Linked DNA regions of Homo sapiens: region 2 is linked to region 1. The links are chromatin loops, found by intact Hi-C in ENCODE. Cell type or tissue: GM12878. All regions are shown on one strand. Links, peaks and the distances in the headings refer to the core of each region. The heading gives the core; the rest is flanking DNA. Region 1 has its middle 49 kb from the start of LINC00540. Region 2 overlaps LINC00540 (long intergenic non-protein coding RNA 540).

Region 1 (8,349 bases), core at 295-8,294:
ACCATCCTGAGGCTGACAAGGACCTCAACAGGGACTGGCAGGCTTTCTGCTTCCACACACAATTCTAAAAGGGGAGACACCACTTTCCCTTCCATCACATGCAAGGGTGCTGTGCTATCCCCTGGACTCTATAGAACCACATTCCTGTCCAAATACAAGTCCCTTTTAATATCCAGAGAAGGAAGAGTGGTCAGAAGAAACACAACATAAACCTAAACAGAAAGAACAAAAGGCAGAAACAAAATACTACATTTTAAAAAGTACTTAACTTTCTAAAGTTGAAAATATGATGTATTAGTACATTTTACGTTGCTATAAAGAAATACATGAGACTGGGTCATTTATACAGAAAAGAGATTTATTTGGTTCATGGTTCTGTAGGCTGTACAGGAAGCATGCCACCAGTATCTGCTTCTGGGAGGCCTCAGGAAGCTTCTAATCATGGTGGAAAGCAGAAGGGCAGCAGGCATGTCACATGGAAAGAGCCAGGAGCAAGAGGGAGGGGAGAAGGTGCTAGGCCCCTTGAAACAACCAGCTCTCCTGTGAGCTAGTAGAGTGAGAACTCATTCATTACTGAAAGGACAGCACCAAGCCATTCATGTGGGATCTGATCCTATGACCCTAATACCGCCCACCAGGCCCACTTCCAACAGTGGGGTTCAAATTTTAACATGAGATTCACAAGGGACAAAACTGCCAAGCTATGTCACATGATTTTCCAAACAAATAATTGACTGATGAATTAAAGATGAGATAGTTATAGTTGAGACTAAAGTTTGAGAACTAGAAGTTCAAGTGGACAAAATATTTCAAACAGAACATAATTATAAAGAGATGGATATAATGAGGAAAAAATCATTTTGGTGGGGAAAACCCATCTTTAATAGTGAAACAATACATCTAGGTGGGGAAATACTTGGTCAGTTGCTTTTAAAAGATAGTAGGAAATGTATATCTAATTATGAGAGGTAACTATTAATGAAATGGAAAAGTATGGTAGAATTTGTAAATTAATAAGAGGAAAAAATAGAATTATTAGAGAATGGATCAAAGTAACAAAACTAAGAAGCAATTTGAAATATTTAGCAATCATAAGGTAAGATAAAAAATATATAATCAAGGCATCTTAGCCATTATGGTATATGCAAGTGGGCTGAATGCTTTCATTAAAGATGATTGTTATTTTTGCATTATAACACAAAACCCAGTTATATGCTATATGATAACACTTAAAACAAATAAATACAGAAAGCTAGAACATAAGGTTGTGAAGATAATTAAACACAAGGCAATATTAAACAAAATAAAACTAACAAAACACTTATTTAAAAACCCTAAAAAGTAGAAAGTGGGAAAGGCAATATACTAATATCACAATATCATTAATATGATAATATATTAAAATACTCTTGCATTTAAGGTTAAGCAGGGGTATTATGTGATGATAAAAAGAAATTATAACATTCCTAAATTTCTACGCATAAAAATATATCAGAAAAATATACAAGGCAATAACTATGCAAAATGCAGTATGTAATAGGAACATGTTTGTAGCAGGAAACTTTAATATACTGTTTTGGAAAATGGACAGATCTAGCAGGCAAAATAAATTAGTCTTGCAGTAATGAATACACAATCAACAAACAATAACCATAAACGTAAGCTTGCGTTTTTCAAAGGAGGCCATACATACTTGGTATGACTTTCACACAAAAAAAGTGCTCATTAAATTACCTACGAAGAAAAAATAAATAGAGATTTTTTAGGCCACAAAGACTACTGAGTGGTCACAAAAATCATTTTCCTACTTGAATACTAAGAAACACACTTGGATAAAATTTTTGGATCAAAGACAAAATTAAGAGGGAAATCACAACCTATCTAGAAAGCAATAAGGAGAAAACTTCACACTAAGTGTGATGGGGTAGAGCTGAACTCAGAGGGACATTTTTTATTTTAAATTACTTTGTCACTAAAGAATAAATACTAAAAATAAAGGAACTAAGGAAAAATGAAGACAGAAATCTATCATAAGGAATTAGAAACGGAAAAACAAAAACTGAAGAAACTGGGAAGAGAGAATTAATAAAGGCCACAGCCAATCTTAATGAAATAAAAAAATGCAACAAGTAAAAATTTCAGAAAGGATACTTTAATCCAACATTTAGTTTTTTAATAGATCAGAAAAATAAAACTTTAAATGTTCCTGGTTCATGAAAAAGGAGAAATAAAAAGCAAAAATGGACACACTTACACACTTTGAGATACTATTTATTATAGTCGGTTTTTAAAAAGAAATTATTAAGAGTGAAGGAAAATGGAGTATACCTCCTGACCTGACAGTGTCAGTAGACACTGACAAAGGGAGATTATTTAAAATAAGGGGGTCAGGAATTTTGCTACTGATGAACATATCTCTCAAAGCCTTTTCTAGCTTTTAATATCTTGGGATGATTAATTGACTAATGCTAAACTTTAAAGTATGTTTAAATTTGAAAAATGGAGGAGTCAATCAATGTGTTTATAATAGTGACACTCAGTATAATAGTTATTGGTGCGCTACACACTTAAGTCTCTTGAATGTAGCCTTGGAAATCTGTAATGCAAGATTATTAATGTTACCCACAATCCACATTTAGTTTCTTTTAGTGTCTGTTTATATTTGAAAATATTACACATTTGGGAGAGAAGACTGATATCCGTCAAGATAGCTATATAAAGCAGAAACCTGCAAAATATTTAGCAATATGGAATTTCTCTAATTTTGAACAGTAGTAATAACAACATTAACTTGGAACTGGATGAACATATGCATTATGTCACAGATTAAAGCAGCAGTGGTTGCTGTTAATATTTATAATCTTTATTCTATATGTGATACTTCTTCATCTAAAATAAAACTTGACCTTTGAAGAGGTTCATATGAAAAATAAGAATGACTTTTTGTAACTGTAAGATGGAATTTAAGAAAGGAGCTTAAAAGTTGTGATTCAGTTTTGTTCCAGGCCTTTATACTTTTTACTTTATACTTTTGTACTTTATATCTCTTTTGTGACACTTCATAAAGTTGCCCTTTAAAAGGAAACAAAACAAACACCAATGTGAAAACACTATATTGTACATGATAAATACGTTCAATTTTATCTTGTGACCAAAAATACAGAAATAAACTTGAAAAACAATGCAAAAAATGAAAAGAAACAGAGATGTAAACAGTAGTAGTTCACCCACATAGCATTTTAGTGTCTCTCATTTCATTTGATTTTCCAAAATACTTTAAAAGCATAGAGGGTATAAATTTCCTTATTGTATACGTGAAGGATCTAAGATTCAAGGACAATGACTTGATGAGATAGCATGTCCAGTGAATGGGCATTGAAGACTCCTAGACCAGCAGTTTCATTCTACTACGCTATTGTGCCTATTCAAGGGAATAAAGTGAAGGCTGATTTCGTTTCATTTCATTCATTAGTCTATTAATTTATTAGCATTTTATGCTCTTTTTTAGCATTTTATGTACAAGTAAATCTTAGCCGTCTTAGGAGCAGGTAGAACCACGTTAAGAGTGATGATTAGAGATGGGGGCAGAGAGAGAGATGGAGAAAAGAGAGAGGAGAGAGAGAGAGGTCCGTGTGTGTGTGTGTGTGTGTGTGTGTGTGTGTGTGTGTGTGTGTGTGTGTTTAGGGGTCTTTTTAAATAGCATACCTCAGAGAAATCCAACCCAAGCAAAGTGAAATTTGAAAGTAAGGACATGGGATATGTTTCCATAGTTTTCTGGGCTGTAGCCTCATTTTCCACAGAATGACGTGGAGCCCTTCTCATCTGAGTCATTCGAAACTGTCCTAGACAAAACACTTGCAGTCCCAGCTTAGGGAATAATCTTGCATTGGCAAGAGCCTGGACTAACAAACTTATTTTCTCTGATTTTTACTTTGACATTACAGTGAATACAATATCTTTAGTTTAAACACACATACACACACACCTCTTGGGCGTTACATTATTTTTCTACATGGGTAGGAAGTTGGTATGTCGCACTGTGGACTAGATTTAATTGACGAGATCAATTAAATAGTTGTTGCTGACTTCTCTGTTCCCCAGAGCCCTCTCTAACTTGTGCTTTCTGCTCATGTGTTTTGAGGATGAGAGATACAGCTTTTTCCCGGCGTTTTTGAGGAAGGGCAATGTCATTTTAGGAAGAAGAAACCTCTATTGTAGATATTACCTGTTCTTTTTGTTTGTACACACACACACACACACACACACACACACACACACACACACACACTCTGTCTCCTGTTGGTTCTTGGTTTTGTTTCTATGAAGAACCCTAACTAATACATCATATAATGCAAATAATAGAATATGTGACCTTTTGTGCCTGACTTCTTTAACTTAACATCATTTTTCTTAGATTCATCCAAGTATAACAGTACTTTGTTTCTTTTTATGGTTGAATAATATTCCATGACATGTACATGCCACAATTTCTTTATCCATTCATCCAGTGACGAACATTTGAGTTGTTTTAAACTTTCAAATATTATGAATAATACTACTGTAAGTATTTTGTGTATAATTTTTTGTATGGACATACATTTTCACTTTCTCTTGAATACCTAGGAGTAGAATTGCCGGATCATAGATCGTATGTTGATTCTATCTGTAATTGTTTGAGGAATCATCAAACTTTTTTCCACAGTAGTTGCACAATTTTATATTCCCAGTAGCAATGTGTGAGAGTTCCTGTTTCTCCATATCCTTGCCAAACTTATTTTTCATTTTCTTGGTTTAAGATATCCTAGTCGGCGTGAAAAGGTATCTCTCATTGTGGTTTCGATTTGCATTTCTTTAGTGACCAAGGATATTCAGCACCTTTGCTCTGGTTTAGAACCTGCAGTATAATTATGCATAGCAGAAGTGAAAGCAGCAATCCTTTTCTTGTTCTGATTTTGAGGGCAAAATTTTAGGCTTTCATAATTGAGTATGATGTTAGTTGTGGTTTTCTCATAAAAGACCTTTATTTTGTTGCAAAAGTTCTCTGCTAGTCCCAGTTTTCAGAGTGTTTTTGGTATGAAAGGATGTTGAATGCTGTTAGTGGATTTTCTGCATGTATTGAATTCTATTAATGAGGTAAATTACATTAATTTTCTTATGTTGAACTGCCCTTGCTGTCCTGTGATAAATACCATTTGATCTTGGTGTGTAATCCTGTTAATATGCTGTTAAGGCTAGGCATGGTGGCTCACACCTATAATCACAGCATTTTGTGAAGCCGAGGCAGGAGGATCTCTAGAGGCTAGGAGTTTGAGACCAGCTTGGAAAATATAGTGAGATCCTGTCTCTAAAAAATTTTTTTTAAGTAGCCAGGCATGGTGGCATGCACCTGTAATCCCAGCCACTCAGATGCTGAGGCAGGAGGACTGCTTGAGCCCAGGAGTTCAAGTTCAAGGCAGCAGTGAACTGTCATTGCACCGCTGCTATTTAACCTGGGCAACAGAATTAGACCCTGTCTCAAAAAAAAGTGCTGTTAATATTAATTTGCTAGTATTTTGTTGAGCTGTGGTATGTGTGTGTATGTGTGTATGTGTATGTGTGTGTATGTCTGCATTCCTAAGAGATGTTTGTCTGTAGTTTGCTTGTAGTATCTTTGTCTGACTTTGGTACTAGAATAATCCTGGCTTTATAGATGTGTTAGGAAGTGTTCCCTCCTCTTCTAATTTTTGGAAAAATATTTGAGTATAATTGGTGTTAATTCTTCTTTACATGTTTAGTAGAATTCACCAGTAAAGGCATCTTGTCCTGGAATTGTCTTGTTGAGAGGTTTTGATTATGGATTTATCCTCTTGTAGGTCCTTTGAGATTTTCTACTTCTTCTTGAGTCAGCATTTTCAGTTTGTGTGTTCTAGGAATCTGTCCATGTCATCTAGATTGCATAATTGTTAGGGCATCTAATCTCTATAGTTTCTGTAAGGTTGACAGTAATGTCCTTACTTTCATTTTTGATTTTAGTTACTTGTGTTTTATCTGTTTTTTCTCACAGTCTAACTAATGATTTATCCATTATATTCTATCCTTTCAAAGAACAAACTTACGGTTTTGTTAATTTTACTGTTTTTATATCCTCTGCTTTTCTTATCTCTGCCCTAATCCTTATTATTTCCTTTTTCCTACCGGCTTTGGGTTTAGTTTGCTCTTCTTTATGTAGTTCCTTAAAGTTTAAAGTAAGGTTGTTGATTTGAGATCTTTCTTCTTTTCTAATGTAGACGTTTACAGCTATAAATTTCCCTCTGAGTACTGCTTTCATTGTTTCTTATAAGTTTTGGTATATTGAGTTTTTGTTTTCTTTTGTCTCAAAGTATTTTCTAATTTCCCTATTGATTTCCTTTATTGGGCTGTTTAAATGGGTGTTGTTTAATTTTTATGTATTTGCAAAATTTTCAGTTTTTCTTCTGTTACTGATTTCTAGCTTCACTCTATTGTGGTCGAAAAAGATATTTTGCATGATTTCAATCTTTTAAAATTTACTGAGAGCTGTTTTATGGCCTTACATATGTTCTATCTATGAAATGTTTCATGTGAAATTGAGAAAGTGTATATTCTTCTGTTTGGTGAAGCATTCTGTATATACGTTTAGTCTAATTGGTTGGTAGTATTGTCCAAGTCTTTTGTTTCTTTATTAATCTTCTGCCTAGACATTCTATTATTATGGAAAGTGATTTGGTAAGTCTCCAACTATTATTGTAGAAGTGCTTATTTCTCCCTTCAATTCTGTCAATATTTGCTTCATGTATCTTAGGTCTCTGTTTGTTACATCTGTGTTTATAATTGTTATAACTTCATAATGCACTAACCGTTTTATCAATATAAAATGTCCATCTGTCTCCTGTCACAATTTTTGACTTAAAATTTATTTTTTCTGATATTAGCATAGCCACCCAGTTCTTTGTTGGTTACTATTTGCATGGAATTTTTTTATCTTTTCACTTTCAACTTATTTTTGTCTTTGGTTCTAAAATAAGTCTCTTGTAAGCAGAACATTGTCAGATCATGTTTATGTTATCCATTCTTCCATTTTCTGTCTTTGAATTGGTGAGTTTAACCATTTACTGATTATTAACCATTTAAACGGATTACTGATAATGAGGAATTTACTTCTGCCATTGTGCTATATGTTTTCTATATGTCTTATATCTTTTTGTTGTTATTGTTCTTGAATTCCTCCAGTACAGGCTTTCTTTGTGTTTGATTGACTTTTGTCTAATATACCATTTTGATTCCTTTTTTATTTTATTTTCTGTATATTTTAAAGTTTTTTTTTAGTGGTCGCCAGGGGTATATTAAATGTATAACTAGTTTGAAGTGATATCAACTTAGCTTCAATAATATACTTTAACTCTACTCTTATGCAACTCCATCTTTCTTTATCTTGCTGTTGTTACCTATTACATCTTTATATGTTGTATGCCCATTAACATAGATTTATAATTACTGTTTTATGTAATTGTCTTTTAAATCATATAGAAAACAAAAAGAGTGTTTATAAACCAAAAGTACAATAATGTTGAGTTTTATATTTACATATGTAGTTAACTTTATGAGTGATCTTTATTTCTTCATAGGGCTTTGAGTTACCATCTAGTGTCCTTTAGTTTCAGTTTAAAAAACTCCCTTTAGCATTTATTGTAGTGCAGGTTTACTAGTGACAGATCCCTTTAGCTTTTGTCTATTGGGGAAGGTCTTAATTTAGCCTTCATTTTTGAAGCCATGGAAATCTTGGCTTAACAGCTTTTAAAAATTCAGTACTTTAAATATATCTCACTGCCTTTTGGCCTCCATAGTTTCTGATGAAAAATCAGTTATTAACCTTATTGAGGATCCTTTGTGTGTGACAAATTGCTTCTCTTTTACTGTTTTCAAATTTTTCTGTTAACTAGGACTTTCTACAGCTTGATTATAATATGTCCCTGTGGATCTCTGAGTTTACTCTGCTTAAAGTTGAGTATTTTGTGTGTAGCTTCACATCTGTCATCAAACTTAGAAAGTTTTGGGCCATTATTTCTTTACAAATGTTTCTGCTCTTTTCTCTCTTTTCTCTTTATGACTTTTATAATATGTGTGTTAGTATAGTTCATAGTGTGCCATAGGACCCTTAGGCTCTTAATTTTTCTTCATATTTTTCTTTCTGCTTGTCAGACTAATTTTAATTACATTCTCTTTAAGTTCACTGATTCTTCTGTCTGCTTGAATGTGCAATTTAACTCCTTTAGTAAATATTTTATTTCAGTTGTTTTACTTTAAGCTCCAGAATTTCTATTTGGTTCTTTTTAAAAATAATTTCTGTTTCTT
Region 2 (8,349 bases), core at 280-8,279, 120 kb after region 1:
ATTCTTTATCTTTGTGTCTACTGCAGTGTACATACAGTCCTAAGTGCCTGTTAGTCACTTGAAATGTGTCTAGTGCAATGGAGGAACTAATTTTTAAATTTCATCACATTTTAATTAGTTAAAATTTAAATTAGTCACATGTGGCTACTATATTGAACAGTTCAGTCTAGATAACAAAGTGATAATGCATGCTTTATTTTAAATGTATTGTTCTTTTCAGTTAGATTTCACGATGTTCTCTTGGTGTTTAATCTTATTTTGCTTTATTTCATTTTGTTGAGTGTTTATTATGTGCCAGGTACAGTGCAATATTCATCAACATGGATGCTTATCTATTTCTATTGTTTTTATTTATTTCTGAACTGCAATTGGCCACTAAGCCTCATGGGAAACTATCTTTGACCCCAGAGTGACCTGAAGATGCAGCGTCTTGGAACTTTCACCTGGAACACCAGGATTCTCTCAGCCACATGCCTTCAGTAGCTAGGCTGTCTTGCTGTGATCTGCCTCTGTCACCATCCAGTGGGGACAGGTCCTAGGTGCAGAGCCAAGAGAACGATACATGTGATTTGATGTAAAATATGTTAATTAAAGGCCTTCTGTCTCCCTTTTTTGTCTTTTTCCAAAATTCTCTCTGAGATTTTCCATTAAAGGAGTAAAAATTTCTTCAGATGGAAAAAGAGCCTTATATTGTAATGTCTATGGGATTTTCATAGACTCTGAAAACCAAACTCCAAATTCCTAAATACCTAGACACTGTTGAAAGCACTTTACTTGAGCGCATTCAGGTATTATAATAACAATTACGTAAATTTTTCAGAACACTTCTGCCTGGTTGGATTAAGATCAAATTTATTAAAATATGTCTGAACCAATTAAGTAAATCGTGATATAATGTAAAGTACAAAACACCCACCAATGATAATAATTTCTATCAACATTTCACATCTGTAGTTAACTTGAAGCAGATGCTCTAAGACACGGCCCATTGTTTTATATTTGCATGTGACAACATGTTTTGATGTTTTCTTTTTAATTGTAACATCATGTCATGCAGCTTTTTAAAAAAGTACATGTGTGGTAAGTGTCAAAGCCTGAGCTAAAATTTCATTTCGAAAACTCTTTGTAGCATTTCCAATGATCCTATCTTTTTTCCATGTACTCCACAGGATTCAACAGAGTTGGATTGCTGAGAATAAAATTACGGATTTCTCCATAATGGACACACGCACTTTTTGTTTGTGCTGTTTCCTTTAGAATGGACGATGAGTCAAAATTGTTCGTTTATGCTTCTTCACAGAAGGATCTTCTGTGTCGTAGGAGGTGGCCTGCAGCAATCTGGACATTCAGTGGTCCTCCTGTGATTAATAGGTGAACGGATGAGCTATTCTGATAAGAACTGGGGAACTTTTGCCATTCAAAAGCAAATAGAAGAACTGGGAGATTCCTCAACTTAGCTTTTCTTTTTTTTGGTTCTAAAGTGACTGCGAATGGAGGTAGAAGAGAAGAAAAGCTTTCAAAAACATCTTCCATTAAGAAAAATATGTATCTTCATGAAGACCTATCTGAGTAAAATTACTAAAACATAATGGCTTTCTTGAAATAGAATGGAATGAAAGGCATATTAGGGAGTATGAAAGTATGAAGATTTTATTAACATACTTCTAGAAGTTTATTAAATATCTGCACAGGAACTGTAATTTGAGATCAGTGGTGGAAAGAGAATAAAGGAATCACGTGGACATCAGCTCTGAGGCCTGTGGCCCCACTTGCTTCTGGGCTTTCTATAGACATTTGCTGGTGACCTGCCCAGGCAGGCTAGAGTACCCTTCCTCATTGCACCCTGTGTTCCCATCCTCTTTTCCTTCCTTCCTTCCTTCCTTCCTTCCTTCCTTCCTTTCTTCCTCCATCCCTTATGAAACCCTCGTTGTGCAGTTACTTATTAGGTGCTGTGTGAGCGTCTGAAGTCTCCCCTCACCCACTTTTCCATTTGGGCCACTTGGCCAGTGATTGCATCAGTACCAGGGTTCTAGGAGCCATGCAGGGATCCCCAGTGGGCAGAGCTGGCCGTAGCATTTGGAAAGGAAGAGAGAGAACTGGAGACAATGCCTAGGAACAAAAGCAGAGTCCAGACCCAGGCATCAAGTGCAAATCCAAAGGCTCTGGATGAGTCAGTTCCCAGCAAAGGGACACAAGTAGGCACAGAAGGAAGGACAGCAGAAAACACTGGTCCAGAGAGGGCCTGCAGAGCCAGAAGCGATGACGCATCCAAGGTTGTGTTTGACTTCTGCACTGCCTCTGCAACCTGTAAGCACATCTGAGCCAGTTCAGAAAGTAGGAAAACCAAAGTATATCAGAAATGGCCTCTTATCATCAAGGAGATTTTGGTCTAGATTGCTTATTGCTCAGGAGAAATCACCACTTTTTAAAAAGATATGCTGAGATAGGGTTTAGTTGGGATAGAAAAGGTTATTAAACTACGGGACACCCTTCCTTTACAGAGTGTAAGCACTACTACCCCTTTTGTTTGTCTGTTTTTCTTATTTTTCTCACAGATGCAGTTCCTGCATTAGTATTGATAAATGTGTGGCTGCTCCACTTGGAGTGTTTTCAAAGCATAAATCACAGCATTGATGGTGCTGTGGTTTGGCTCTTCCAGCCCTCTTAACAACGGTCTGATGGACTTGGCGAGAGTCTAGCCACGTGTTCTGGCCTCTGTCACTCTCATGGCTGAAACGCATGCACACCCACAGATGGGGGCCCCGTGGTAGAGATGTGCCTCTACTTGTCAAATAGACTGACTCCAAATTCGGAAATATGCCTCAGGAATCTAGAAAGATAGAAAAGGAGTCTTCGTCACTGTAGGGTCTCATTCACAATATGGAGGAGAGATGGAGGGGAGTTTTTGGTATAAATTTTGCCTCATAAAAATTCTCCACGTTGTTTTGTACTGTATGAGGGTAGCGAGAAATTAGTTGATGGTTAACAATCAAGCTGGAGAAGAATATCCTCAATTTTTCACATGGAAAATGAAAAACTACAACTCCTTCCAAATATATGTATGTTTCTTTTCTGAAGATAGACGTGTGTGTGTTTGTGTGTATCATATAACATTTATTTTTTGATTTCTTTGTTATCAACAGTAAAAATACAGAAAATGATGCCAAAGAGAATTTCTGATTTTTCTTTCCTTGTTTTCCATTAAAGTGTATTACAAATAATGTCTTCAAACACAATAGCATGCATAGTGGCTTAAATTGGATTCTTCCTGGGCCACTCTGTTTAGGATCCAGGTTTTTAACATTGTTCTTCTAAGTGCATCCATGTTTCCTGAGATCCACAAAGCTTGATCTCATCCGTGGAACCACCTGGCCTAGAACCAGCTGCGGCTCTTACTGTGGTCCCCAGACGGGCAGCCTCTGCATCACTGGGAGCTCCTTTGAAAGGCAGGTTCTTGGGCTTCACCCAAGACCCACTCAATCAGAAACTCCAGGGGCGGGCCTAGCCATCTGTGTTTTAACAGGGTGAGGCCGATGCTGGTGCAGGCTTTACTGCTTCCAATAGTTGTGCAAACTTGAACTAGATGATTAACTTTCTTAAATCTCAGTTTCTTTACTTGTAAAATGAAGCTAGTATTATTTACTCATTGGACTATTAGGAACACCAAGTTTATAATACATTGTCTAACACGCTGTATGTATCACTTAATAAGTGTTTTCTTCCTCTTCCCCATCCAGAGCACTTTCTACCCTCTTCCCCCTCACCTGCCTCTAGACCAATAATATATCAATTCTGTTTTTATAAGGAATTAGTCAACATAAAAATTTCAATGTAGATCTTGCATCAATTTGGTGCAATGCACTTGGAGGCTATTTCTATTAGTACACCTTTAAAACAAAATGCTGAACAACTGCTGTGTTGTTTTCTAGGTTAAAAGCAATCCTCCCAAAGAAGTAGAGGTCTCAACTTTTACATCTTGATTTTACTGCAAAGAATATAGAAGGTTTAAAAGACAGGGTCTTTCTATGTCTCTAGGAACTTTTGTGCTTCCCTCATCTAGAAGAACCAGGAGTAACTCCTTCATTGGAGATCGTCTTTCACTTGGAGTTTAAAGCATTTTGCTTATGTGACACCCTTTTTTGAAATGGCCTCTTTGATGTGGAGAGGCAGAGGGTATCTTAATGAATTCTAGACTGCTTTCTGCACAATCCATCTCTGAAAGCTGAGGAAGATGGATCCTGTTTTGTCATCTAGCTTCTTGCTACTCAGTATATGTTCCATAGGGACCAACAACAGTGGGAGCTGGTGAGAAATGAGGAATCTCAGACCCCTCCCTAGGCCTACAAAACCAGAATCTGCATTTTAATAAGATCTTCAAATAATTCGTACTCATATTACTGATTTGACACTGGATGAGTTCATTGTATCTATTTAGGCAAATAGATATGAAAAATTAAAGGGAACTTTTCTGGCTGTTTGAAAACACCTTCTTTTCAATGAAAATTTTAAACTGCTTCCTGTGGCTCACAATGGACCCAAAATTAGAACTAAATTCTGCCTAAGTGCTTTTCTTTAAACTGTATCACCTAAGGGATATATAAAGAGGCAAGAGTTTAGAACTCACTAAATCTAGAAGACATAACTCTAAATAAGAGCGTGACGCAGGAAGTCAGTTGATTGGTGGTGTCCCTGCATCACTTTCTTGGAGACCGTCTTGCCCATCCTGTAACCACACACTCTTCCTTCTTATGCTTTGCGCTTCTCCAATTCCGTAAGCACTGACCGGAGCATTTCCATTAATGGAGTTGCCTTTCCAAGAGATTTTTATTACAGGGTTTTAAAAATGAGGCCTTCAAATTCTTAAGACCGAAAGGAATGAAAGTATAACTGTGATTATAAGATTATAGAAATCATCATGGGTTGAACTTTGGGAGTAAGAACTCCTGTCTTGAACTGTTTAAAACATGCTAGGAAGATGACTATTGATTTGTTAGTCTGTCTATATCCCAAGAACTGTATTCGGTGCGAGGGATACTAGGGAACGGTGTCCTCTTCACAACACTTGGAGTCTATACTTTTCTTGGGTATACCATCTTGTAAGATTTTGAACCAGCAGAATACTAGGGTGTACCCAAATTTGTAATGTAGCTGGTGCCCCCTGCTGGAACAGGGTTACTTAAATTTCCATCTTTTGGGCCATCTGTGCCAGCAACCCTGTTAAGACACAGCCTTGCCAACGTAGCCTATGGGTATAAGAGTAAGTCATTTAATTAACCTCTGCTTCAGTTCCCTGACATATAAGAGTAGAATAACAATAGCAGCCAATCCCAAGCTTCTTGTTGAAAGGTAGAATTAATTAGGGATGACAGTAAAATACTTCATGAAAACTGGATACTAAATAGTGATAAATGTTTGAACATGCCTCCAGTGTTCCTCTGGCAGGAAATGACAATGTGGTATGTGTTATTACTAGACTCGATGTTGCTAATTTTATCTGGTTATTAATTCTCACTTGTCTTAAAGTTGAAATGCACACATACACCTTCATCCACCCCAATCAATATTACATGAGCTGAAGATTTTTGCTGATAGCATTCTCTAGTGAGCAAGATGTGATGAAGAATGTGCTTCAAACAGAGAGGACAAAATAGGTCAGTAAGTGTCTTTGTGTATTACAGGTATAATACTTTGAAAATCACTGATTTGTACTCCTTTATTGATAGGGGGACTTCTCCTGACACAAGAGTGAGTCCCAGAGAATAAGGGTCCCAGAGATTGAATTCCATATGAAGAAGGGAGGGAGTATGAGATTGAGGAAATGCAAGGAGAAATAAGAGTGCCCCATTTTCCTGGCCGGGAAGGTGATGGAAGAAATAAAAAAGAAAGTGCTAAGGTAGAAAAGTCAGTGTGCATCCTATCTCTCCTTTCATGGATAGAACCCCAGTGGGGTTGGGAGTGGGAGAGTTTTAGCTAGAGGTAGGGCAAAACCCCAAGGACATTCCAGGAGAAGTACTGTAGCTGGAAAGCTGTTTCTCCCAGGAGAAGCTGGGGTCAGTTGGCATCCAGCATGATGTGTGGTTGGCCGAAAGAGGAGGCAAAACAAACAGGACTGAGGCAGGCTCCTGGTCCCACAGCCTGTGTGTGGTGTGCAGGAGATTTTTAAAGTCCCTGCAGAAAATGATGAAGGAGTCAAAACTCCTAGGCTTGAGACCAAGGCTGCAGTTTGCAAATTCTTCAGGGATGAGGCAGGTGGCTGAGACCAAGGATTTTGGAAAGAAGTGCCATCACGATGCCTGGATGGCTGTGGAGTTAGGCACACTGCAGTGCTGTGGGCTCAAGGCAGGGGGGCAGCTCACCTAGAGCACAGGGGAGATTGCAGAATGCTATGCATTTGTAGGGCCCTGCTCTCTGGCACTCATGCCACAGCCAGACTGCAACAGGCTCACCTAAAAGGCCTGGAAGTTACCTTGGAGAAGAGCAAAAGATATAGAACACCCAGAATTTCCTTAAGGAAATATTTGAATTATTGGATCAGACTAAGTTTGACAAACTGAGAAACTGGATCAGCCCCAAGAAACAAGGAAGCTCCACTTGTCTTCATACATCTCACCCTAAAGTATACAGTTGTGAACCTTCTACATGGCTCAAAAATTGTACCAAAATATGCCCAGATTTCCAGGATAATTGGTGGCCCAATTCTTCTAAGTACTGTCAAGTATCAAAACACCTGTGTGATGCTGAAGCCTACATCTTAGAGCTTGTTACGAAGGATCTGGTGTTTGTAGGAATAGAAGATTAATGGAGTTTATAGAGCCTCAATGAGATGAGGAGGCCATTGTGACATCACATTATCAAAATTATTATGGGATATCATGTTAGCAGAAAAGAGATACGGGAGAAAGAAATGGGGGTAGAAAATCTTTAGTTGTTTACTAGAAAAGAAAAAAGCCATATGTGTTCACTGTGATGACACAGAGGTGTTGGGGGGAAAAAATAAAATAAGACAAGAAGCCAAATTCACGAATGTTTAGAAACAAGTGGAAGCTGCGCACATCTCTGATCATTCTGTTGACGCCAGCTTTACAAAATGGAGGCCCACTTTAAAAATAAGTGTACTGAAGGGTTAGGCAAAGGACATGTTTTGTTTTTTTTGTCCTGAAATCTGCAGTCACTGAGATTGGTATTAATGACATCACTATTATGAATGCTGCGATTTCATCTAGTATCTATTCAGTTAACTGCGAACTTGAGGTCTGAACAAGTCCTCTCTTCCTGCTCCTCCCTGCTAAATACAACTTTAAACTCTGGAAATAACCTAAGAGACAACCAAAGGAGGGTACCAAAAAAAGGAAGAGGAAGGTGGGGACTGATGAGGGATCCATACGGGTGAGGGACAACGCAGAGCCAGTGTCCTGTGTCTTATCCAGGCATCTAACCTAACAAGAAAGAGAACCCCAGGCCTGGCAGAAGGCAGCCCAGATAGGCCCATTTCTCCTTGGATCCAATGGGAATCCTACTGAAAACACCAGGTGGGCTGGAGCACCAGCTATCAAGGATTGAACAAGAGTTATGCCAAGGGCCGACACCTAGGGCCAGGGCCAGGGCAGTGATCCTGTTTCTGCAGGTGTGAAGGGACTCTCTTCTTCCATCTGGGGACAACTGGGTTCAGTGGGGAGGCCAAGCGCCCTGCCAGGGAGTCCTTTTCACACTGACCACAAAACCAATATCCATTAAAAATGGGCGAGTCCAATATGATTTATAAATAATAATATGAAAACAAATACAATGTTAACATATAGGATTCCATAACATTAAAAAATACCATGATCAATGTGTTTATTTCAGGAATGCAAGCCTATTTAATATTTATAAATCTATTCTCATCCACATTAATGAATTTAAGCATAAAAATTATATGCTAATCTCCCCAGATATTACAAAGGAATAAGTAATAGCCAATCTTAATAAAAAGAAAATTTGTTATAAAACAAGTGTAGATGAATTCTTCATTGACACGATAAAATATATTTATAATAATGCTAAAGATAGTATTATGACTAGCAAGAAAAAAATGTTAGAAACATTCCCATTAAAATAAGAGATAGGACCAGGGTGTTTGCTGTCTCTGGTCTTTAGCACTTTTCTGGAGCTATAAGCCAATGCAATGTGACAAGAGAATAAAGTTTAAAAACTGAAAATTGAAAAAAGGAAGGGTACAATTTTATTTGTTGGCAAATTGTATAGTAGCATATCTTCAAATAGTCTAGACAATTAACTGAAAAACTCTTCCATAAATTAGAGGCACTCAAAATGAATATGCAGAATATATACAGAATCTATACAGCAAGA

What was found. Hi-C counts contacts between places; a loop is a spot of excess contacts. Peaks named below come from ENCODE experiments on the same cell type or tissue, not always from the same donor. Only the 100,000 strongest peaks of a DNase experiment are listed, where the experiment ranks them.
Region 2: it touches region 1 in a loop (2.1-fold over the local background); 3 of 110 quality-filtered maps call a loop at or near these places.

Annotation. Positions count from the first base shown.
Region 1 is chr13:22,157,155-22,165,503 of GRCh38, forward strand. No RefSeq gene overlaps it. Among named protein-coding and RNA genes, the nearest start is that of LINC00540, 49 kb to the right of the region's middle. RefSeq lists an enhancer at 4,873-4,962. In GM12878, for the core only: no CTCF peak of the experiment used is centred there; DNase peaks (open chromatin) are centred at 4,927 and 5,908; H3K4me3 peaks cover 1,704 bases; H3K27ac peaks cover 2,047 bases.
Region 2 is chr13:22,273,354-22,281,702 of GRCh38, forward strand. LINC00540 (long intergenic non-protein coding RNA 540) reads left to right here. Exons shown (of 2, transcript NR_103810.1): 2 at 1,170-3,168. Among named protein-coding and RNA genes, the nearest start is that of LINC00540, 67 kb to the left of the region's middle. In GM12878, for the core only: a CTCF peak has its summit at 5,170 (motif pointing left); a DNase peak (open chromatin) is centred at 5,168.